3 separate regions of the Homo sapiens genome follow, and regions 2 and 3 are each linked to region 1. A link is a loop called in an ENCODE intact Hi-C map of the cell type or tissue named here. Cell type or tissue: heart right ventricle. All regions are shown on one strand.

The links. Hi-C counts contacts between places; a loop is a spot of excess contacts. Peaks named below come from ENCODE experiments on the same cell type or tissue, not always from the same donor. Only the 100,000 strongest peaks of a DNase experiment are listed, where the experiment ranks them.
Region 2: a loop joins it to region 1, with 7 times the contacts of the local background. A loop is called at or near these places in 2 of 110 quality-filtered maps.
Region 3: a loop joins it to region 1, with 3 times the contacts of the local background. A loop is called at or near these places in 14 of 110 quality-filtered maps.

Annotation. Positions count from the first base shown.
Region 1 is chr15:86,912,455-86,920,454 of GRCh38, forward strand. It overlaps AGBL1 (AGBL carboxypeptidase 1), which reads left to right. Exons shown (of 23, transcript NM_001386094.1): 23 at 1-3,702. Among named protein-coding and RNA genes, the nearest start is that of AGBL1-AS1, 600 kb to the left of the region's middle. In heart right ventricle, a CTCF peak has its summit at 3,563 (motif pointing right); a DNase peak (open chromatin) is centred at 4,386; H3K27ac peaks cover 1,472 bases.
Region 2 is chr15:88,012,126-88,020,125 of GRCh38, forward strand. The region is part of intron 14 of NTRK3 (neurotrophic receptor tyrosine kinase 3); the gene reads right to left. Among named protein-coding and RNA genes, the nearest start is that of MIR11181, 70 kb to the left of the region's middle. In heart right ventricle, a CTCF peak has its summit at 3,545; DNase peaks (open chromatin) are centred at 289 and 3,296; H3K4me3 peaks cover 940 bases; H3K27ac peaks cover 1,266 bases; H3K27me3 peaks cover 512 bases.
Region 3 is chr15:87,600,854-87,608,853 of GRCh38, forward strand. The region is part of intron 1 of LOC102724465 (a long non-coding RNA gene); the gene reads right to left. Among named protein-coding and RNA genes, the nearest start is that of LINC00052, 28 kb to the left of the region's middle. In heart right ventricle, a CTCF peak has its summit at 4,211; no DNase peak of the experiment used is centred here.

The DNA of each region.
Region 1 (8,000 bases):
TGCAATCCCATCAATAAGAATCAGCATCCAAGAATTCCATACATTGGCTTCAGTTTCCTTCCAGAAAGAGGATTCAGAGCCACCAAGAATATTTGAAATTAACCTGCTCCCTGAGTTACAAGCTCACCTTGAGGGCTGCCAACACAAGGAAGGTCATATTACACCCTTTCATTTATCAGCCTGGAAAATGGTGCCGTAGAGTCGATTTCATATGCTAAGGGCAGCCTCTGCCCTATGCCAAGAGAAGGAGCTCCCAGGAAATGCCTGACATAAGTCATCCTTGTTAGGGCCACAGAAGAATGACTCGCATGGTGGATCTCAGCATTTGGATTTGCATTAAAATGATGGATTTGTTTTGCCTTGCTGGTACAGCTCACCCCAGCTCCCCAAACTCTCTAGTCTTGGAAAGACATGCATAGTAGCCTGGTGCCCACCAGGAGGGCTTTTCTGGGCAAAAATAATTCATCAGCTCTGGAGCCTGCTGCTGTCTTCCCAACAGATGTCCTCTTTTGTTTGTGTTGCAGTTTGGTTCATGCTACCAATGCTTGATAAAAAGTGTTCTTTAGAAAAGAAAAAATAGAGTGGTAAAAGGGAATTTTGAGATAAAAATGGATTCTATTACAACCTTTCAGTGCCTAATAATAAAAAGATACAATTGCATATAACTTAAAATCATCTATTACACACACACAATTCAACATAATGGAGCTGAAGCTGAGTTTGAGTTCCCCACCACACACACACATACACACACACACACACACACACACACACGGCACAGGGCTTTAAGCATAACAATGAGTGAGGGAAGGTTGATCCTCAGACACATGACACATGTTCATACAGGTGAGGGGCAGCTGGTTGATGATTTTAGGCTCTACTGTCACACAGATGTCAAGATGAAGGCCTTTTGGGCAGAAGACGGGACTCATCTCTCATTAGCATGTGACATAAACTGTACTTGAAGTGTGTATATATTCTGGGCCAGTTCCAATGCAAAGTAAAATGGGTTCAGTATCATTGGTAGAGAACACAGTCTATGAGAGAATTACCAAATGAGCCACATTTAGTTCTTATGACAAGTAGTTAAACAGAGGAGAGCACTGACTGTTTACAAGGCTGAAGCAGGCAAGGCGTGGTGGCTCACAACTGTAATCCCAGAATTATGGGAGGCCAAGCTGGGAGGATCCCTTGAGCCCAGGAGTTTGAGACCAGCCTGGGCAACATAGTTAGACCCTGAATCTACAAAAAATAAAGAAAAAAAATAGCCAGGCGTGATGGTGCATGCCTGTAGTCCCAGCTACTAGGGAGGCTGAGGCAGGAGGATCACCTGAGCCTGGAAGTGGAAGGTTGAGGCTACGGTGAGTCGTGATCGCACAACTGCACTCCTGCCTAGGTGGCAGAGTGAGACCCTGTACTCTGTCTAAAAGTAAATAAAAAGGCTGAAGCAAAGATGATTCTACATGGGGGGATTTCAATGATCTTTTATAGTCTCTAGGCTCTTATGGGGTTAAAATGATTTCTTGGTATCAGACAAGTATTATGACCAGCTCCTGGCAAAATAAGTAACACTTAAGCATAATTATTTGGAGCTATTCAGTTAAAGTGTCTGAGTGTAGCCCTGGTCTTGAAGGGCAGGGCAAGACATGGCATTGAGTTCAATTGTCTCTACTGGCTGTGGGACGGGACAGGAAGCAGAGAAGCCGACAGGTCTGCCATCCAAACATCCAGGGTATGGGGGTTAAATGAATGAATGTCCTGGGGTAGAAGACTATCAACCAGACCCCACCCACACTTCATTCTGAAGAGGAAGTTATTTTGGGAGGTATTAGAGGAGGAAAAATCTGCCTGTGTTTCTGCTCTGCTCAGACAATCACATAAGTGACTCATTTCACTCTCAGTACCAGCTCTGTGGGATAAATGGACATTATGATTGCCATTTTAAAAATGAAGTGCACCCATACTTAAAGAGACACGTTTAGTAAATGATAGAGCTGGAATCTGTTCCCGGGGAAATCTGACTTCCTAACTCATGCTCCCTCCACTTCCCCAGAGGAGGTGAATATGAACCATAACACAGTTACAGCTAACGTGGTAATTAGCAACACTTAGTATCTATAATAGTCTAAGACCATCGCAGGTGTCATCATGTTTAAGCCTAAAACTTCAGCCCAACGAGCTAAACTCTGTTGTTATGCTCACTTTATAAATGAGGGCATTAAGAATTTAAGGGCTAGCCTAAGATGATACAGGTAGTAAGTAGCAGATCACAACCTTAACTCAGGCAATCGGACTCTTAAACTTGCTCTCCAAGGAAAAACATCTTTCTTCAAAGACCCCTAAGGGCCCTCTGAGAGGTTATGGAGCAAGTCTCCATTTCTAGGAAAGTGTGTTGTTCTTGTAGATCCTTGACTCAAATACAAGTAACTCCTACTGGCCATTTCTGCATAACTTCCTGCTCCTTTTCAAACTCAACAGGTTCAAAGTCAAAATCTCCTCCCAACAAAATCTCTACCTCCAAATTCCTAAACTTGATTATGCCGATAGTAAACCGGCGTTGTTTGATTTATTTGTGTGCCAGATGCAGAGCTCACTGTCTGGCCGAGGCAGGTACTCAGATCTTCACTAAATAGATGAATCTGCAATGTTGTTGAGTGTGAATCTTAGCTTTGGTTGGAGTCCAAAGCTAAGAATCAGACTCGGTAACACTGTTCTCACCTGGACTTCAAGTTTTCTTACCACTCTTCTCACCTTTGGTTGTGCTTCCTTTCCAACCCTTTCATCCCTGTGCAGCCTGATAGTATTAGGAAGGAAAACCGGCTTCTACTTTCGCAGTTTATAATTTGTCAGTGACCTCCCATGGTCTTAAGGATAAAATGCAGACAGGACCTAGTGCTTGAGCCTTTTCAGATCCAGCCACTACGTAATTTTCTGGTCTCTTCTCTTGACATCAGCCCCTGTTAAAGTCATAAAAACTTACTTTCAATTCTCAGAAAGCACCTTACTCTTCTGTTCCCTCTTCTTCCATCCATGTGCCTAGATCTATCCATTATGTGCTTAAATGTAGGCTCCTCCAAGAAGTCTCCCATGATCTGATTCTGAGTTCCTACTGTCATCTTGGAGAAACCCAGTCACAGCTTTTGTTGTATGGCATTGCCTGTGGACTTTGCTGTCCCCTCTTCACCTCCCCCCCACCGCCCCACTGCACCAAGACTGTAATATCTTGGAGAACAAAGACAATTTTGTTCACTGCTACATCCTGAGAGCCTAGCATCGTGCCCAAGATGTGGTGGGACTTCCATAAATATGTGTTGAATGGTTGAGATCTTAATTTCTGTTAGAACGGTCTCCTGAGAATGACCTCCTACCCGTTGCCTCAGTAACCTCTTACGCATGGAGAGCAGAGCTGCAGGAAAGCAGGACACACGTGAGTCCAGCCAACTCAGAGCTTCAAGGAGGCGTCCAGGAGAAACCTCCCTCAGCCCCGTTTGCGGTGCCTCCTGGTCGGTAATTTTCCAGAAGCAATTTCTTGTTTCCTCCAAATGGCCTGTAGAGGTCAGAAAAGGGCCTTGTTTTCCAATCACCGACTGTCCTGTCTACATTAGCATTCACCCCGGGTGTCTATAATTAAGCAAGCCTAAGCTGGGCACATAGGAACGGAAATGCATTGACTTTAATAAAACAGAGTGTAAAACAACTTTAGATTGACTCCAGCCTTGTTTATTCTTGCACACTTGTAATTCTGGTTTGGTATATTCCCAGTCAAAGAGACCATTGTCCTGGGAACTGAAGCGTGTCCCTTGCTTCATTGCTGCTGCAGCCTGTCCAAGGAGGCAAGCCGCACCAGGTTGCTGCTACCAGCTCACAGCAATTTTTTTTTAAATTTTTTAAAGAAGAAAAAATAACAGAGAATAACCTGTGAGAACGATGAAAGGAGTTCCTATTGATGTCCTGGACTTTGTGTGTGTGTGTTTGTGTGTGTGTGTGTGAATGTAAGTACATCCAGAGTCCAGAAAAAATATGTAAATAATAAAAATGGATCAGGCACTCTGGTCTTCACCTATTGTGTAATTTAGGAAATGATGGTTTTGTTCTTTAAGTGATTCCGTAGCATATGGAATAGAACATTATAACAGAAGTTGAGAGTCCAAGGTTTAGGCTCTGGCTCGGTTACTTCAATATATGGCTTTGGGCTGACCCTTTCCTCTGGGTCTCAGTTTCTCCATTGGAGGGTGAAGGGCTGGACCACACGAAATCTAACCTCACTTCTATTTCTAATATTCATGAACATGAATGCTGTGCTGGCGGGGCCTGCAGAGAACACCAGCAGGCCCGGGGCTGGCCAGGCCGGTGAAGAGGCAGCGTGAGGTGGCTCACACTAGCGTTCTGTCTCTGCAGGGACCGAGGCCAGGCCTGCACAATGATCTATTCAGAGCACAGAGCAGAGCAGTGCCGTTGATATCCTGCCAATGCCCAGCAGAATAAAAGCTTCCGAAATCAGGGCTAAAAATAAATAATAAAACAAAATGACAACATAAACAGGAAGACCTAAAGGAGGGGGAATGAATTGAGTCAGCAAACTTCAGCTGGGGTGGGGCAGGGAAGAATCTAATTTGTTTTCATCCACATGGTTTGGCCTGCTAGGTGCTGCACTGGTGTTTAAAGTGCTGTTGGAAGGGGGAGTTTGATGCCACCCTGGGAGAAGATAGAGAAGATGGGGGAGAGGCGTGGCTGCTCTCTCAGGCTCGTTTCCTCCCCACTGTGCAGTTGGTCCACCCACTCCTCACTGACTCTTTGTTGGTTGTTCAGAGAGAGTTCTTTCACAGTCCCTCTCCTGTCCCTGGCCTCTGCCTGGGCCTGGGCCAACTGCCCTCATCGACCTTGTCTCTCAGCATTTGGGGCCCAGCTTCCTCCTAGGCTCTTTGCACACACTCAGGATTTCAATCAAAATGACTTTCAAATCTGGTCATTTAGGGGAGGATGTGTGCAAGAGGGTTAGGGAAAGGGAGCTCATTATTACTGAGCACACTGAATGTTCCGGCCACTGTACAGTTACATGCAACATGCAAGGAGACAGACAGCAGTGACCTAGCAGCAGCCACAGGGCAAGTAAACATATGCGGATCACCTCTACAACCTTGTTCCAGGCCTTGTCATTGCGAAGCGTAGAGATTCAAAGCAGTTGGAGACTTCCTTTAGTGAGGCGGTTTCTTGAATTTGGGGATATGCAAATGTCGGGGTGAGGGATGAAAAGCTGCTCTGCTGTGCATTAGATGGTACCAAAGATTCGGGGAGTGGGGCCAGGGGTGTGCACTGGGAGAGAAGGAGAGAGAGAGAAGAGAGAGGATGAGGACTTCCCAGCATGGCTCAAGGCAGGGGAGCAAAGAGGGCCTCAGAGAAGTCCTGACTCATAAAAAAGTGATGTCCAGGATTGAATTTTAAGTTGTTCTCTGTTCTGTGGGATCTCATTTCACTCCATCCCTAGTCCCTCAAATCTCTAGTAAAAGTCCATTACTCCCAAGCAGCTGGGTTCTCATTATATTTTGCATAGATGAAAGGTTCAGTTGTTCATTTTGGATGAAAACATGGGGGAAGCCACCAAAGAGAATTCAGCAGAAGCAAGAAATTTGCAAAGTTCATTTCTAGGAAATTACAGATTCCATTTATTTGGGCAGTTCATGAATATGATGGTAATGATAATAATCAACTTACCATAAACATGAACCAGACCTTGGGCTGAATGTTTACTATTCACAAAACCCCTTTGAGGTAAATAACTATTATGATACCCATTTTACAGACAAAGAAACAAAGTCTGGGAGATAGTTAGCAGCTTGGGCAAAGTGAGTGGTTAGTGGAGAGGCTGCATTTGGGTTTGAACTGAGCTTGCATCCTCTTCCCATTCTCCCCATGGTGTAACACCTCGGAAAAGGAAATGTTCCTAGTGGCAGTGGACATCTCCTCCCTTCATTTTTCCCTTGAGGCAAACTTGCCTTCACACTTTCTTCTTCAAATTCAATTAGAAATGGATCCGTATCATGCCGCTGCACTCCAGCCTGGGCCACAAAGGGAGACCCAGTCTCAAAAAATAAAAAAAAAAAGGAAATGGATCTGTAATTTTCCGAGTCTTATTTTCAGACTTAGTCAAGGCCTGTTTTCTCCCCCACGTACCTATTAATTTAAATTTTGCTCAGCTTCCTTCTCCACATTTCCAGACAAAAATGCTGTGTGACCTTTTACAGAAATCTTACCATGGGCTGATGGTGGTAGTTGATGATGTGTATGGGAAATACGTGAAGCACACTATAAGCTTCCCCTAGCAAATGTTCAGAGCAACATTTTTAAAGATGAACAACATGAATTTCAAACAGTGGTTAAGTAAACATCATAGAGAAATATGTCCCCAACAAAATCGGGTCTGGATTGGGATCAGCAGGATTTCCCTTAAGGTGTCTGCTCTGGTTCAGGAAATGATTCTTCTGGGTCTCTGTCTGTCATGTCCGTGCGTGTTCTGAACAATATCATGTGTTCCCCTGGTGACTCTATTTTTTTCAGAGTACTACTTTGAAGGCTGTGGCATAGTAATGCTAGGGATACCTTGCAGACTTACGCTCAGAGATCTATAATGCACCACATCAATATCAGCTAGTTTCAAGTGATACTCAGTTTACTTTATTAGGAAAGGATCTATACTCTTTAAATCCTAAACTGTTACTGTTCCTCAACTTCACTTGACTTCAACCTAAAAATTAATGCTATAAGTGAGTGGCCCCTTCAACAAGACCGCTTAGCAAAGAGCAACAGGAGAAACACACCTTGGTCCTCTACCTTTTCCTGTCTCTGTTGAAATAGATTTTCCTGTAGTCTGACATAAGTCAGTGATATTCCCGAAAGACAGCCTTACCTGAGCCATGCTTCTCTTTTTCTGAATAGTTTTTTTGTTGTTGTTTTTTGTTTTGCTTTTTTCTCATCTTTAGTGGCTACAAGATGAAAAGACCAGAAACACATGACATTAATTAAGGTAAGGAAAAACAGAGCCCAGCAAGGGAGAATGAATTGACACTGAAATCTCTAGGGCTCATCAATGACTAGCTGCTTAGTTGCCCACTCCCTGTTGAGACACACACACACACACACACACACACACACACACACACACCCGACTACCTAAGGAAAAACTCTTATATGAATGAAGAAAAAACCAGAGCCTTCAAGGACACTAATTTGGTGCCTGTTGCAGAGAGCAGTTTTTGTGGTAAGAGGAAGATTATAAATAGAAGCGACTGCGGCAAGCTCTCTCACGATGTTTTATAATTGGTGTTGTAATACCTTGTGCCAGATGATATGAGAAAGATGGTGTGGCAGGATGTGTCCAGCCTGTAAAGCACTCACAGTGTCTGGAGTCCCAGTGGGGCTGAAATGGGACAAGGGAGAAGGAGTAGGCAGGGGCTGCCTGGCCCACTCTGCCATGGGCCTCAGGAGTAAAGGGCAGGCTCATGGGGGAGGGATATCAGTACCTGTACCTCAGTTTTACATTGCTGGGAAACAAATTACCACCAATTTAGTGCTGTCGAACATTATCTATTTACTGTCTTAGGGTGAGTAAGTCAGAAGCACAGGGAACCTCCGTGGGTTCTCTGTTCAAGAGGCCTCGAAACTGAAACCCAAGCGTCAGTCAGCCTGGACTCCTATCTGGAAGCTCAGGGAAAGAATCTGCTTCCAAGCTCAAACTGTTGTCTGAATTCAGTTCCTTGTGGTAGTAGGCACTGAGCTCCCCATTTCCTAGCCAGCTGTCAGAGGGGCTGTTCTCAGCTCCTACAGTCCGCCTCCATTCCTTGGCCTGTGACATCTCAAAGCCAACAAAGTGGATTTAACCACCACCCCTCCCTGATGCTTTGAATCTCTTTTACTTCTACTAGCCAGAAAAACTCTCTTCTTTTAATAGGCTAGTGTGATTAGGTTAGACCCACCCTGATCATCTATTCTTTGCCTTAAAACCT
Region 2 (8,000 bases), 1.1 Mb after region 1:
GCATTGTTCTTCACAGAATCCCACCTTCAGCTCTTTGGCTGCCATCCTGCCATCTCTACATCCTCCACGAACCTATAAGACAATGAGATCCTCGACGAACTGTGATATTTCAGTGCAGCCATTTTGACAGGGTGCTAGGAGTTGGTGGTTTTGACATAAGGGAAACGTATTAACACAACCTAAAACACAAACCTTCTCACTTCCTTCCTTATTATTCACAAATAAAATGCAGAGCTGGCAACATTCCCCCAGCCATGGCTCATTCTTGCGCCTTGCTTACATCCTCCTTCTCACTCAGGACACTCTGACCCCGAGCTTTGGCAAACTTGCCCATTTGGAGAGGCCCAGAAATAGCACGGAAATCACAGGCAGGGTGAGAATGAGGCTGAGAACCTCTTGTTTATATCACTGTCACAAAAAAGTATTTCTATATGTTCATACCAAAACAACCACAGCAGAATGAGCCATTTGCTGGTTTATTTGTGCTCCTAACACCCAATACAGAACCTAGAACTTAATGGATGCTCAATAAATGTTTACTAAATAAATAAATGTTTTATAATGCACTATTAGTAACTATATTGAAGCACTTCTCAGCTTCTTCAGATATTTTTGATCGGGGGAAAAAGGAAACTACACCAATATCTTATACTGTGCTTCTCATACTTTGATGTGCATCGGAATCACCCAGAGGGCTTATTGAAATGCAGACTGCTGAATCCCATGCCCAGAGTTTCGGATTCAGTGGGTCTGAAGTGAATCCTGAGAATTTGCATTTCTAACAAGTTTCCAGTTAATGCTGATGCTGCTGGTCTGCACACCACACTTGGATAACCCCTGACTTCGAAGAACAACGGTCTTCTGAAATTCCACTACCAGCAGCTGAAACCGTGCACTGGTAAAGACCCACTACCAGCAGCTGAAACCGTGCACTGGTAAAGACCCACTACCAGCAGCTGAAACCGTGCACTGGTAAAGACCCACTACCAGCAGCTGAAACCGTGCACTGGTAAAGACCCACTACCAGCAGCTGAAACCGTGCACTGGTAAAGACCCACTACCAGCAGCTGAAACCGTGCACTGGTAAAGACCCACTACCAGCAGGTGAAACCGTGCACTGGTAAAGACTGTTTAAAATCATACCCGCATCTTCCTCTAGGTCAGAGCGTAACCAGATAACAGAACTGTGGAAAAAAGGAACAGGGTTCCTTCTCTAACCCAGAGCTCTGTGCACAGTGGACCATCGCCAGTGTTGGTGGAAGAAATGCCTGAGGATAAGAAGCCATACACTTGGTGATGCTCTATCAACCAATTTTCCACAGAAACAATGAAATGCAAGAAGAGTCCCAGTGTGCTGTTTGTCAACTGTAAATCGTGTGAAGTTATTTAGAAGTTGAGGAATAGAAATGAATTCCCTTTATGATCTGACAGCATTAAGTAACATGAAAGCAGCCTGGGAATCAAACAGATGCCTAGCTTCAAGTTTCCTTCCTTTTCAATGCCAGTAGGAACTCAGACACCCTTCTAAGAGATCCTTCAAGTGCAGACAACATTTCAGATCATGTACAAAAAATCCTGTAGCAGGGCCTGACTTGGCCAGGCACTGTGGCTCATGCCTATAAATCTAGCACTTTGGGGGACTGAGGTAGGTGGATTGACTGAGCCCAGGTAGCAGGCGTGGTGGTGCGCCTGTAGTCTCAGCTAGTTGGGAGGCTGAGGTGGGAGGACAGATTGAGCCCAGGAGATTGAGGCTGCAGTGAGCCAATATCACACCACTGCACTCCATCCAACTTAGGCGATACAGTGAGACCCTGTCTCAATTTTTTTAAAAAAAGACTTAAGATAGTAACACTGTATCTCACTAGGAAGCCAGTGCAGCAAAGTGGCAGTGCCCCTTGAAAGTTTACTAAAATAACAAAATATCGCTCCAAAGGAAAACAGTGATATCTGAGGCTCTTAGAATTTGTAAAAGTGTTGGAACACGCTACTTGATAAGGATGCCTTCTGGGTTCAACTGCAGAATTCCCCAAAGACACCAAAACCAATTTCTGTGGCAATTACTGCACCTGAGTCAGACAGTTCACTTTTGTCAGACATTCCTTATTAAATGGCCCAAACAAAAAACATCAACTTTGGGGAAAATGAAAAGATTGCATTTCCACTTACAGTTTCAGGAGTGAGAAACATGAGACAACAGCCATTGGTCCTAGACCTGTTCCTTCTTCCAAATCCTTATGCAGTTTAATATCATTGAACTATGTGTTTGGCCCTCAGTTTCCTCATCTACTAAACGAAAAGATAAGTCTCACTGGATCTCTGAGATATTTTTCAGATTAAAAAAACTTCTATGTTCTACAAGGAAGTTAAGTGAATGAGAATTAAAGAGCAGGAAAGGAAAAACTTAGCTTTCAGCCAACTCCTATTGCTGGAATAATTTTGGGTCCAAGATTTGAAGGCAAAAATATAAGCGAGGATCATATTGCAACTGCAACTAACTGGTGATAAAACCAAGACCAGCTAGGACTTGATCTTGGGCTGCCACTTTTCCACCTGCCAAAAAAACAGGCTCTCTCAGGTGCTCAAGGAATAAATGCTTCTTGGATGCTTCCCCGCCTACCTCTCCGGCAACACCGGAGCAGGTTCTTTGCAGGAACACGGTCTCTGATTCCTCTTCTCACCAGCTCCGAGATTTTCTTTTTTATTTTTCCAAAAGCAAAAGTCATTGGTCGATCTATGTTTAGAAATATGCACAACAAATCAAGAAATAAATTCATATGTGAAAGGATAGAAATGTTAGTCTCCAAATCTAGGCAAACTTCCATTTTTATAAGCCTATGAAGACAATATAAATAAATCAGAGGGAGTGGAGCCTGCTGGCAGCAACTGCTAGATCGCTCTCATTTTCTACATAACGTTCCCTGTGCTGAAAGGTATATTCAGTGAGTGTTTCATTTCTCTTCTTTCTGGAACAGGGGTCTCTCTATGTCTGCCTGGAACTGTCCCTAAATTCAGAGAGAATAACTTGCTACTTTGTTTTACCTTTTTTATTACAGTGTTGATAGTTTCTTCACTCCTCTAGTCATCACCTACTTCTGAGAAACAGTGACAAGCGTGATAAACAAAGGCCTGGACTATGTAAGTGCAAATTCTACGAATAAATTCGTAATTATTGTGTCAATAAGCTATGCTATTTAATACATCAACAAGACCTGCTCCCTCCACCCCGGGAGGGAGTCCTTCTCTGGTCACTCACCTCCAGCCCTGCCCCCACCAAACCCTGCCCCCTGTCTGCCTCCTGCTACTGCTACGGTGGCCTGGAAGGCCCTTCCTGTCCATCTCTGCCAGTCCAAGTTTCCCCGCAGCGTCCTAGCTCAAACACTCTCCCCTCTGTGGAGCCTTTACCCAAGCCTCTGCTCCCCTAATTTAAACAAGCCACTGCTCTCTAAGCACACTGGGCCCTTTAGTTGCAGGGTCTCTGTGGCAGGCATCTCATTATGCTCATATCTCCAGAACTGTTTCCTGGCCTGTCTCCCCAGCTGGAGTGTGGACTCCCTCATGCGGGGATGATGCCACTCTGTTCATCTCTCAGCCTCACTGCATTGACTCTGCAGCATAGTAGTTGCTCCAAGATTAGGAGCTCTGTGCAAAAATCATCTTTGTACTCAGTTTTTCTCCTGCACTATGTTTATTCTGGAGTTGGCACTGTAATGAAGAACGAAGGAATGCATCTTGATTGACTGATCGCCAGCTCTACAGCGGCTCCAATGTGAATATAGCCTGGCCACGTATTATGTAGCCATTAAAAATAGTGGCATTGTGAAATAAAGGTCTATGATAGGCTACTAGATGACAAATTCAGATTATGAAACCGTATGCAGAATATGATCTCATTTGTGTGTGCTATACATGTCCATGTTGATGTGTACATGTCTGCGTATGTTATTAGCCTGTGCATATAAGGCAAAATGTCATGCATTCATCACTTGGGGTGGCATTAGGGATGATTCTTATTTTCTTCTTTTCACTTTTCTGGATTTTCCTCAAAATATTTTCAGTGATTGTATATTACTTTGAAACCAGAAACAAATGTTAGGTGTTCTGTCTGTTTTCTAAAGAGACATAGAGAGGCTAACCAGAGCTGTGACCACCATCAAAGGATGAACTACTGAACACATAATCCCAGAGATGCATGGGAAGCCAATGAGGAAGCCCTGAGGATATGTAAGGAGAAGCCATGGACAGTTTTGCTTAAACACCAGGAATTTAAATTTACATCATGAATTGTTCCTAAATGGCCCATCACCTTTTCTTATGAACTTTCTCCTGGACCGTAAGAGTTGCAGCTATTTGGATCACTTTGCTGAAAACAAGATGAAGGAATGGGCTAAGCTGTGTCAGAACTAAGCAGAATGCTATGGCAGGCTCTTCTCCAGCTGGGCACAGCAGGGCACACCCCCTCCCAGGGGCCTCTCATTCAATGCCTCTCACCATTTACATTCCAACACTGTAAGATGATGGATACTTTTAATACAAGAGACCTGTCATTTATTTATTAGCTGGGGACAGGCTTTGCAGCCGGGAAGGATGCATTATAAATCAACTCCTTTCTCAGCCATTAAAAATTAATACAGTTCATAATGTAGAACGTCAGTAATTTCTTTATTAGAGGAGAGTGTCATTTTTTTTTCTTTTCTTCCAGGTTTTGTTTTTACTTCCTCCCTTCTCTGGGGATATTTTTTTTTCTTTCATAAAGACTGGCTGAGTATAAATTATCCCAGGGAAGGGGAATATACCCTTTCAGACAGAGGTTAAAATGGAAGAGACGAAGCTTAAAAAAAAAAAAAAAAAAAAAAAAGCCCCTGACCAAATTCCCCATGGAAATATGGTCTAACTGCATCTTTCAAATTTGCCTCATTAAGCCTCACTTACAACATCCCTTGTTTCTTTCTGATCTACCTTGCACCAAAAATGGGAGGCATTTTAGGTTTCTGATAGACCAGAGGGAAAGAAATATAAGGTGAGTGATTTGGGGTGTGCTGGGAGGTCTCTGATTATTATTTTCTAATGATTGCTCCCTCACAGAGGGGCCTTCATTAGCTTTTCTATTGTCTCCAAGTTAACTTGGCATTCACCAAAAGAAGCATGGATGTTAGAAGCTCAGCCCAAGACCAGGAACCCTTCATACAGCTCCCCCTTTAGACCTAGGATACAAGGATGCAGAAGGAAAAGACGGCACCAGAATATGCCAAAAGGCTGATTAGCTAAGCATCCATGAAGGCTTCCCCTTTGGTTCTTCCCCAGAGTGGCAGCTCCAGGAAAAGTGAAAGCTTGGAGTTAGAAAGAAGACAACTTCTGCTCTTAACTTCAGAGGAAATAAAAGGGAGAATCCAGAACCTGTGATGTCTCCATCTCACCTTAGCAATATTGAGGGGTTTGCAGTGGTTGGTTCAACCAAGCTGACCTTCTCAAGACCTGAACAAAGGAATATATGTGAAGGGAGGGGGGACCATCCCACCCCTAGCCACCCCACCCAGCACATTTTCCTGACTTTGGGGAATAGGGGGAGAGGGGTCACCCAGAGATGAACATCACATCCCAGGCACAGGCTCCCTGTGTTGATGTCTCTGTCAAACCAGCCATGATTTAGTTAAAGCTCCTAAGTAACAAATCCCCACAAATCCCCAAGCACATATTTAAAATCTATTTTCAGAATTACACTGAGCATAATTCAACCAATCAATGAGCCATTAGGAGTTTAATCCCAACACTTCTTCATTACCAGTGGCATGAGGGCTGCTCGACTCAGCAGAATCCAATGCGAAGAGTTGCTATATCACCAGCAATTCTAGGTCTGGGGACAGAAGCTTATACATTGCCTGCTGAGAGGCCCAGCCACAATCTGGGTGACAAATCAAGCTACAGATCCACCAGCGACAGGATAAAAGGAGACTCGGCCAAAAATAGGTCAACTTGGATCCAAGGACTTCTGCTCTTCTCCTTCAAGGGTAGCTCTTGCATCACCACCAATGCCCATCTCTAGCTGGACCCTGCTTCTGGGAGGCCTGCCTCATGGGGATCTGAAGCTCCAAAGAGCCTCCTGGGGTGGACACACGGAGGGGGATGACTACATAGGAGCTAAAGTGCTAGAGAGGAATTGCCTTCTGCTGCCTCACTGGTGAGCACCATGGGTCACCCAAACTGGTATCTGTCTGAAAGTCTCCAAGATCTCCCAAAAGGTGGGGGTGTGGGTGAATTGGAAGTCAGCTGACGGTGGGAGGGGGTATCCCAGGTTAGTAGAAGTGGCATGCTCCTAAACTCTAGAGTTTGAATCCTGGCTCTACCTTTGACCAGTAAATGACCTTGGGCAAGTCCCTTAACTTCCTTGCTTCCCTAGGAAATGCCTAATCTGTAAAGTGGGGAACACTACACTTACATTAAAGCTTGATTTAATGTAGAAAGAATGACTTCATGAAAAGAAGAGGGGGTGGTGGGCTCTGTCATATCACAGTTTTGTCATTTTCTAGCTGCAAGACTTTAGCAAACATTTTAACCATTCCCTGTGCCTCAGTTTCCTCACCTACAAAATGGGGAAAGTAATAGAAGCTACCTCATAGGATTTTTATGAGGATTAAACAATTTATTATTATATTTAAACTGATTTTGGTGCCTAAGATATAAAAAGCACTACGCAGTGTATGATTTTATTATTATTTGAATGTACTTCAAGTTCAGAGCCTGGCCCTTGGTAAGTATTCAGTAAATGTTAATGCATTTCTTTATTTTTTTACTACTCCCCCTTTTCCCCTCTCTTCACCACCTACCTGCTCCCACCTACTCTCCAAAAGCTATGCTCCCAAAGGATCACATAGCAGCTCTGAGGAATTCACACAGCTTGCTCAACCAAGATAGTTGGATCCAGCTAAAACCACAAGCAGAAATGTTTCATCACCCAGGCATACAAGTCTAGCCTTGAACATTAGCAGGACAGTTTACCAGACCAGAACAGTGATGATGACAACAACAAATTACTAGGTTGCTCTCCCTAAGAGGAGAGATACAAGGAGTAAAATGTACACGGTATCAATGTTCTCATCTTCATTCTACCCCCTGTACCCCAAGAGGCACCTGCTTACTCCTAGAGGAGCAGGATGACAGTATTTGCAAGGCTGAAAGCCTAGGTGAGCATTTGCTTTACTCCTGGAGGAGACCTGGGTGGCAGGTACTGTCATTTCTAACAGCCACTTCCTGTTTCTTGCTAACAGAGCCCTGTGATTCTATGGAGACATATGCCCTCCAGGCAACCATATGCCTCAGGGAAAATGAGTTCCATTCCCAGCCCCAGGGGAGAATCTGGAGGAGCTTAAAGTGCTTGGGGGTAATTCCATTCCCCTTAAGAATGACTGGCTTGGGAATAAACATATGACATAATTCTGGCCAATGAAACAGGAAAGACTACTTAGGGGCTTTGGGAAAAGCTTTCTCAGTTTCAACCCACCCACAAGAAAAGACAACCCTGTGGGGCCCCTAGTCCATGTGTTTGGTTGTGATGCCTGGATCTGCTGCAACCATTTTGTAGCCATGAGAGAAGTTAACCTGGTGATATAGCAAAATACAGAAAGGCAGAGGCAGGAGAATCACAAAAAGTAGAGCTAGAGTCCTAATACACTTCATCAGGATCCTTCCCTAGCTGTTTAGCTGAGTTATGTGATGATCAACGTCTTAAGCCAAGTGAGTCAGGATTATCTTGTACTTTCAGTCAAAAGGATCTCAACTGATACAATCAGTGTCTAAAACATGAGAATATGAACAAGACTCAGACATATGTACATTTGTGTCTGAAGATCCTATGTGTAAGTTTGCTAAGAAAAAACAAAAGGGCTGTGCACTCATGTCTAAGGACAAGCAAAAACGAAGTCAAATAAGCAGACAGACATTGAAGCCCTAACTTCGGAGGGGACCGTGCAGGCACAAACATATGAGAACTCAGCGTAAAGCACATG
Region 3 (8,000 bases), 690 kb after region 1:
GCAGCTGTTCTTTATCAAGTTGAATAAGATTCCCCTCTATATCTCTTAGAGTTTCTAATCATAAATATGCATTTAATTTTGTTGCACATTTCTGTTACATACTCTGCTTCAATTAATATAGTCATATGATTTTTCTTTTCTGCCAATCTCTGAATGGGTGTATTTAGACCATTTACTTGAAATGTAATTGTAGGTTCACTAGGGCTTAATTCTTTCCTTGTATTTTCTGTTTTGGAGATGGGCAGCTTTTTTGCTTGCACTCATTGGTTCTTTCAAGTTACTGTTTTCTTGGCCTCCAAATCTAGGATATATGAGGCAAAAAGAAAACCCACGGCACTCATGACAATGTTGTTCCTTTGGTCCGGAGGTCACCAGTAAGTTTAACTTCTTCTCTCCATCTTTTAGAGTTTTATGGATTTTTAAAATACAATTCCAGTGTTTTTACTTGCGCTTAGCAGAAGGAATACGGAAAAGTCAATCTATTATACATTCCTAGAAGCAGAAATTTGATTATTCTTTTTGATGTTGAAAATGCCCGATATTTGGTCAAAGGGAGCATCTTTAAGTGGGATCCTGTCTCCTTTTGATATTCTCTTAGCAGTCTTTGATAGCTTGCTGGCTTTCTGTATAGCAGATTGCTCCAGGCTCATCATCTTACCATCTATGTAAAAGTGTATATATAAGTGTGTTTTAAAACACTACCAATATCGTACTAGCAACACAATTATGAAAACTAATTTAAGGTAGCTTTTTGTATGTTTATTTTGTGCTTTGAGTGTAGCACAAAAATCATTTGTTTTAAATTCTTTTGAAATAATTCCCTTCTGTATAGTTATGTCAAAAATACAAGACATTTTAAGGTTTATTGGTTTTATTTTGCTTCTTAATTTTAGAAATTGCTTTATTTCTATTTTATTTTGGTTTTGTCATTACATGGGATATTATTTAGTTTTGATGTCAAATATACAAAATAAGGCATATTTAAAGACATCTCGCTTTTATCTCTGTTCCCTCCAACAGGTTTGCTCTCCGTTCCACTGATTTGGGTGCTAGTTTCATTGTATTTAAAAAATTTATATAAAATGTGGTTTATTTCTAGATTTTCTATTCTGTTTTAATGTCTTTTGTGCTATTCATGCATCAATCCCCATTGTTTTCCTTGTAAAGGTTTTAAGAACATGTTCTAGTATCTGGTTGAACTAACATAATTTTATTGTTCATTTTCAGAAGAGATTCTATTGCTTGTTGTTTTGCCAAGTAAATTTATAATCAACTTAGCTAGCCTTTGAAATAAATCTAATGGTATTTGGAGAGGTATTATACTAAATTTATAAATTAAATTATGGATATATTTTGAAGATTTATCCAACAAACTTTCCAGAGAGATCCAATGTGAGGTGTAAGAGAACAAGAACAGGTAAAGATAATCCTAAAGCATTTTGCCAGAGGAAATGGAAGGAGAGAGTAGCCAGCCACTGATACAGAGGCAGCTGTGGTAGCAGCAGGATTAGGAGCAGAGTCTGTAAGCTTAATTTAAAGTATGTTAGGTTTCAGAGGCCTATCATATAACTAATTGGAAATGTGGATCAGGCAGTTGGAAACAGAAGGCTGGAATTCAGGGTAAAGGTCAGGGCTGGGGATGTAAAGTTTGGAATCACTGTCAAGAGGTTGATATTTAAAACTACACAACTGGTTGATGTTGCCAAGGGAAGGAGTAATGAAGAGAGACCCGATTCAGGCCAGAAGGACAGCTGTGGTATTCTTGTTCTTGGGAAAGTGAAGTAAGTGATAAACAGCACAAGGAAGCCTGGAACAAGGATGGGTCAAGGCTGAGACTGTGGTTGGCTCAAGACCACCATACACATAGAAAGAAACAGCAGCATAGTAGTCCAAAAAGTGGGGAACAGGAAAACAAAGTCAGAGATGGGTTAACTTGGGAATGCCAAGCCTGAGCAGAAGCAAGGCTCACAAAGGGGGCAGTTTGGGCCTATGTGCCCAGGGGGTATGCACATGTAGCCAGTGTTTTGCACACACAATCTTCTTCAAGAAGAGATGTTCTTGGGTGGCAGTGTCTTGGTGATGATTACATCCTGCAGTGTCTACAGAGATGTTTTTATCAGGATTCTTTGTTACAAATAGTAATTACAATCTCTGACTAACTTAATTATAGGAGGAATCTATTGGAAATATAGGGGAGTTTCATAAAACTGAGAAGATGAGGATGAAGGCTTAGAAAATGGCAAGACCTCTTGAAAATCAATAGCAGGATATATAGCATCTGTGTTATAGGAGATTTGGTAAAGACAACCTCAAGCTGGAGACAGCTACAGCCACCAAGGAAAACCATAACAGCTGTTGGAAACTCACCTCAAACATTCCTCCATCTTTGTATCATTTTATCCAGAATCAGCCCTGAACAGCAATACCTGACTGTGTAGGGAGTGCACTTCTATACTGGCTGTGGTGCTGAGAGGAGAGAGCTCTCACTTTGACTTCCATTATGGAAGGTGTGTGGTACTGCAATCTACCACTAATATGTGCAACAAGGGAACTCTTCAAAAACAAGAACTGAATGCTGGACAGCCAAAAGTTAAATGACAAAATGTTTATCACACATGAATCAAGAATTTGTAGACGTGCGAAATTTTAATCAGGGAACTCTGAGGAACTGAGAAGGGTGAAAAGGAGATAAGCCTGAAGACTAAAGACATAATTTTAATCATAATTTCTCAAAAACAGCAAAGGGTAGGTTCTAGAAAGTGCCAGCTAATAAACTAAGGAGTATTGGTAGCAAAGAATAGGCTGAGTTGAGAAATCCAGGTTGAAAAGAGTCAAGATCAGGAAGGAAGTTGGTCAGACAATATTCTAAAAGAGCTTCTTAAACAGCTGATCTGTTACCAATGAAACATTGTGAAGCACAAGAGTCAATGCATTCAGTTATGGGCTTGTAATTCAAAAAGTTCTTAAAAGCTTGGAAACCTGGGCCAAAACATTCTGGAATAAATGGGACAAACGTAATGGGGCAAATGTGAAATTTTGCATGTGGGTTCGAAAATGCAATTGTTCTTACAGGAGATGGAATTTAGCCTTCGCTCAGAAATTTAATAGTATATGAGACTTGAAAGATCATATATTAATAGTTCAATTGCCTTATTTAACAGGGATATTAACTTGAAGCCCAGAAAACGGGACTTGCCCAAGGATTCACAGCCAAATAGTAGTAAAACCAGAATTAGCACTCAAGTTTGATGACTAACTTCCTTAAAATACTTTAAAATTACCCTAAAATGCCTTTAACCTGACATCCATCCCCAAGGAAATAATTTGAAGCTTACCAGCATGCATTTAATGGGTGCCAATGGTATTCTGCAGCTGCTAAAATATTACCACAAACTTAGCCCGCAATAAAAGAGGCAGAGTGTTCAGAGCTGGAAAAATGGTGCAGCATCTTCTACCCGAGTCAGCCAATCTTGGAGGATTACACTTGTTTCCCTCAATCATATTTAAGGAGGATTCTGGCCAACATAAACTCTAAAAGAGTGAATCCTTAAAGATGGATCCTGAGTGGCGAACTGGGCCTAAATGTAAAATACAACCAAGCAGCCATTTGCTGAAGAAAGGTCACACAGGTACTCAGCATCCCAGGAAAACCCACACACACATAACTTTGGGACTTTCAAAGTTGTCTTTTTCTGTTTATGCTGCCTGAATCAAACTATAGGCTGTGACCTGCATCCACCAATCAGAAGTCAATGAGCATCAATCAATCAGGACTAAGCAAGTGTGCATCCCTCATTTGCATAAGTGGGCCCATGTGGGAACTTTTTCTATAAAACATAACCCTCTCTTTGTTCTCTGGGAATGCATCTTTGTTTTGTACTGAAGTCTTTATCAAATTTTTGGTTTGCAAACTGCACAAAGAAATGAAGTCTCTCTTAACCCAATACTTCTTTCTCAGTAGTCTTGTTAACACTAACTAGGGGGGATCCAGAGGAGGGATGGTGAAGTTTCTGAAACATGACCACAGAAATGGTTGCAGAAAGAGTAGATAGAAAAAAAGCAGCTAAGGGAAGAGATAGTAGCCACCCTCTAATCTATCAGGCATTCTTATGAGAAGAAAGAGACGTTTACTAAGCTGCCCTGACAGCAGAACTAGGGTCATCAGGCACAAGTGATGGAGTAAAGATGTGCCACTACAAGGGAGCATGAGCCCCCTGTCGGTGAAGCCGCAAAAATACAATTTCATCTTCATCCATCAGTGAGGGATGCAGCGGCAAGTAATATAAAGTCCCTTTCAACTCCTAGCTTTTTGTGATTCTATTACTTTCCTAATTCAGACATTATTTTTTTCTACCAGATATTAAGGTCTTTGAAATTAAGCTCATTATAATGTCTCAGAAAGAAGTGACCCTGTCTTACACTCTCTGTGGTGCCCACAGTGCCTAGAACAATGGAAGATACACAGAAAGTGTTTAATCAATACTGGGCGGCTGATACAGCCTTTGATATTCTTTTCTATTCCTCCTCTTCCTCCTGCCACAATCGTTGATCCTGATCCACTAACTGCAGAGCAGCAAAGGGAAAATTGTCACACACACACATGCATGGTATTATAAGGGTATCTTCAAGGAAATAGAAAAAGGATTGAGAAATGGGTTTTAAAAATTTACATACTTGTGCAGGATAATACTTAAACACACACAGTTCTTGGGGAAAAAAGAGCTAATTCTGGCTTCATACCTTTATACACAAGATCACAAACAACAAATCCTGACATTGTGACTGTACTTATCTCTTTTCTCTGCCCCATATTTTTTTTCTATAGCTGTTCTCTTTTAATGTTGAGATGCATGCTATTACAATAAGATGAAAAGAAGTTCAGTTTGAAGGGCTGGGAAGAGAGTGGGTGAGGGCAGATTTATGGCAGAGCTTCTGGCTCAGATGTTGCCTCTAATTCAGACTCCATCTCTTGCTTGACTCCATGTCTGGGTAAGTGACTTCAACGCTAAGCCTCAGTTTCCTCAACTGAAAACCAGAAATAACATTGCTTATCTCAATAGGTTATAAGCAGAATTAACACGAAGTCTACAAAAATCATAGGCACTCATTAAAATTAGTTCCCTTGTAGCCAGGCACAGTGGCTCACGCCTGTAATCCCAGCACTTTGGGAGGCCAAGAGGGGTGGATCACCTGAGGTCAGGAGTTCAAGACTAACCTGGCCAAACTGGTGAAACCCCATCTCTACTATAAATACAAAAATTAGCCAGACATGGTGGTGGGTACCTGTAATCCCAGCTATTCTGGAGGCTGAGGCAGGAGAATCACTTGAACCTGGGAGGCGGAGGTTGCAGTGAGCCGAGATCAGGCCATTGCACTCCAGCCTGGATGACAAAAGTGAAACTCCATCTCAAAAAACAAATTAGTTCCCTTGCATTTGCCCCTGATGCTCCTCCAACTAAGTCATCCTATGACATTTGAAAGCCTTTGCTCTGTAGAATTCTTACTTCCAGTATCACTTGGGAAGTTCTGACCTCGGCTAAGAGTGAAAATTGTGTGTTAATTTACTTGCCATCTTTGTTCAATTGATAGTGATTATCCAGAACAATATTACAAGTGTTTCTAAGCCATCCAAGGCACTTTAGGAAGGAACAAGAAAACTAGAACAGTTATAGTGGGTACCAGAGTAGAAAGTGGCTACAAGAACGCCATATATTTGCCATCTCTGCCTTCAGCATTAAAGATGAAGGAAATCAATGAGGAAAAAATCTGGATCGGAAGTCTGAATTTGCATTTTGATTAATTTATCCCAATTACTTTGGTCTCAGTTTTCATAACTGTAAAATGATCGAGATTTTATAAGATGATGTTGATGATGATGATGATACCTGCCCTATGTGTCTCATCAGAGCACTGAGAATGATAGATGTGTTTGAAAAGCTGGCCATAAGCCAATGCCAGGTACTAGAACCCATCAGATGCATACGCTAAGGCAAACTGAGAGAGTGGAGCCTAGAGAGGAAATCGGAGGATCTAGTGGTGTTAAAGGAAAAGGAAGAGATTCAGTAAGGACAAAGAGGAGGGGACTAAATAGTTTTGCTCACTCGATTTGCCTAGAGACATCCCATAGCAAACGTACCTCTTTAACCTGTGATGTTGAAGAATCACTACAAAATAAAATCAAGGACATTGCAAAGGAAAACACTGTATTACTGCTGAATTAATGGGCTGCTTCTCATTCTTCTCTACACTCACAAAGAGGGAAGCAGGCATGTGAGGGCTGAAGCTTTTGGAACAGTTTATCATCTCCAGGGACTTTGCTTTTCTTGCTTAGAGAACTGGAAGGCCTGAGTGGCAGGCCCTTCCTTTTAAGGGAAGACTGAGAGGTAGGAAAAGCTGCTTCTGATAAATGGTGATAAGGGGTCAATTATTCCAACTATTTCATATTTATTAAGTTCCAGTAACTATGAAGCACCCAGCTGTGGGAGTAGAAAAAGTGAATGGTGATTGCTATAGATGAGGCCTGAGAGATTTTCTGTGAAGGTGAATTAGAGATGCAGGTTTGATGAAGATGGCATTTGGTATAAGGAAACACATCTTAGGCCAAATGGCCTCCTATGAACATGTTGAAGAAAGAGCTCGCCAAGTAAATACAGTGAATCTGAGAAGCGCCCAAAGTGAGAGTGGGCACATGTATGTGTGAGTGAACATGTATGTCTCTGTGTGCAAGGGTGTGTGCAGTGGTGAGGTGGAGTGAAAGCTAGGAGACAAACGTGTAGGTAGGAGGGGAGTGCTCGAGAGAAATGGGAGACTCAGGAAAAACCCCTGAAAGGCTGATTCAAATCTTCCAAACAGGTCACCAGGGATAGCAAGGAAGAGCAGAAGACAAGGACACTAAAGGTACCACAGGCAGTTGCTATTAGTACAGTCTTTGTAATATCATCCATAATAGCTGGTCTGTGATTGATTGATTGATTTTTTTTTTGAGACGGAGTCTTGTTCTGTCACCCAGGCTAGATTGCAGTGGTACGATCTCGGCTCACTGCAACCTCCGCCTCCCGGGTTCAAGCGATTCTCCTGCCTCAGCCTCCTGAGTAGCTGGGATTACAGGTGCACGCCACCACACCTGGCTACTTCTTGTATTTTTAGTAGAGATGGGGTTTCACCATGTTGGCCAGGCTGGTCTCAAACTCCTGACCTCGTGATCCGCCCACCTCGGCCTCCCAAAGTGCTGGGATTACAGGCATGAGCCACCGTACCTGGCCTGATCTGTGATTTGTATTTATTGTCTCTAGCAATCGTTATAATAAATGCCAGCTCTGATTTATTTAAACAGGTAAGCCCTCTCTTGCCCTCCCAGTGTCTGTTCATGTACCACACTTTTCCAGCTCCCTCCTTGGAGTCCTTGGAGAGCTGTTGCTTTTCTCTTACTTCCCCCCACCCCTTTCTATTTCCATCACTCACTAAGTCACATTTTTTTTCCTTTGGCAATTTTTTCTCATTGCTTTTCTATGCTGTCAGGGATTAACTTTGCACAAAGAAAGGTTTAGCCTCAGATGGGCCCCTGGCGGCCCTTTAAACTTATGGCATGTCCTGCCTGATAAGACCTTCTGAGCACAGGGCCAGTGAAACTGCACAGAGAAGCACATCACAAACGTTGTCCTGCCCGGTCTCCTGAACCATCTGCCTGTCTCCTGTCCTCTTCCTTATTTTCCAAAGACCATCACAGACGCCAAGGCTCAAATTAGTTTCTATGAACTCTGATGCATACTGTCATGTATGATGTGCCAGGAATTGTGCATTATCTCACTTAATCCTTGCAAGACCACTGGATGGTAAGTCTTAACAATGCCCACTTTATAGTGGAAAATCTGAGGCTTTGAAAGGTTAAACAATTTGTCTAAAATTACAGCGCATGTGGCAGTCAGGTCTATCCAACCTCAGCATCTGGATTCACAGTTGCTGTGCTGAATAGCCTTACATGAGACTTCTACTTATCTAAA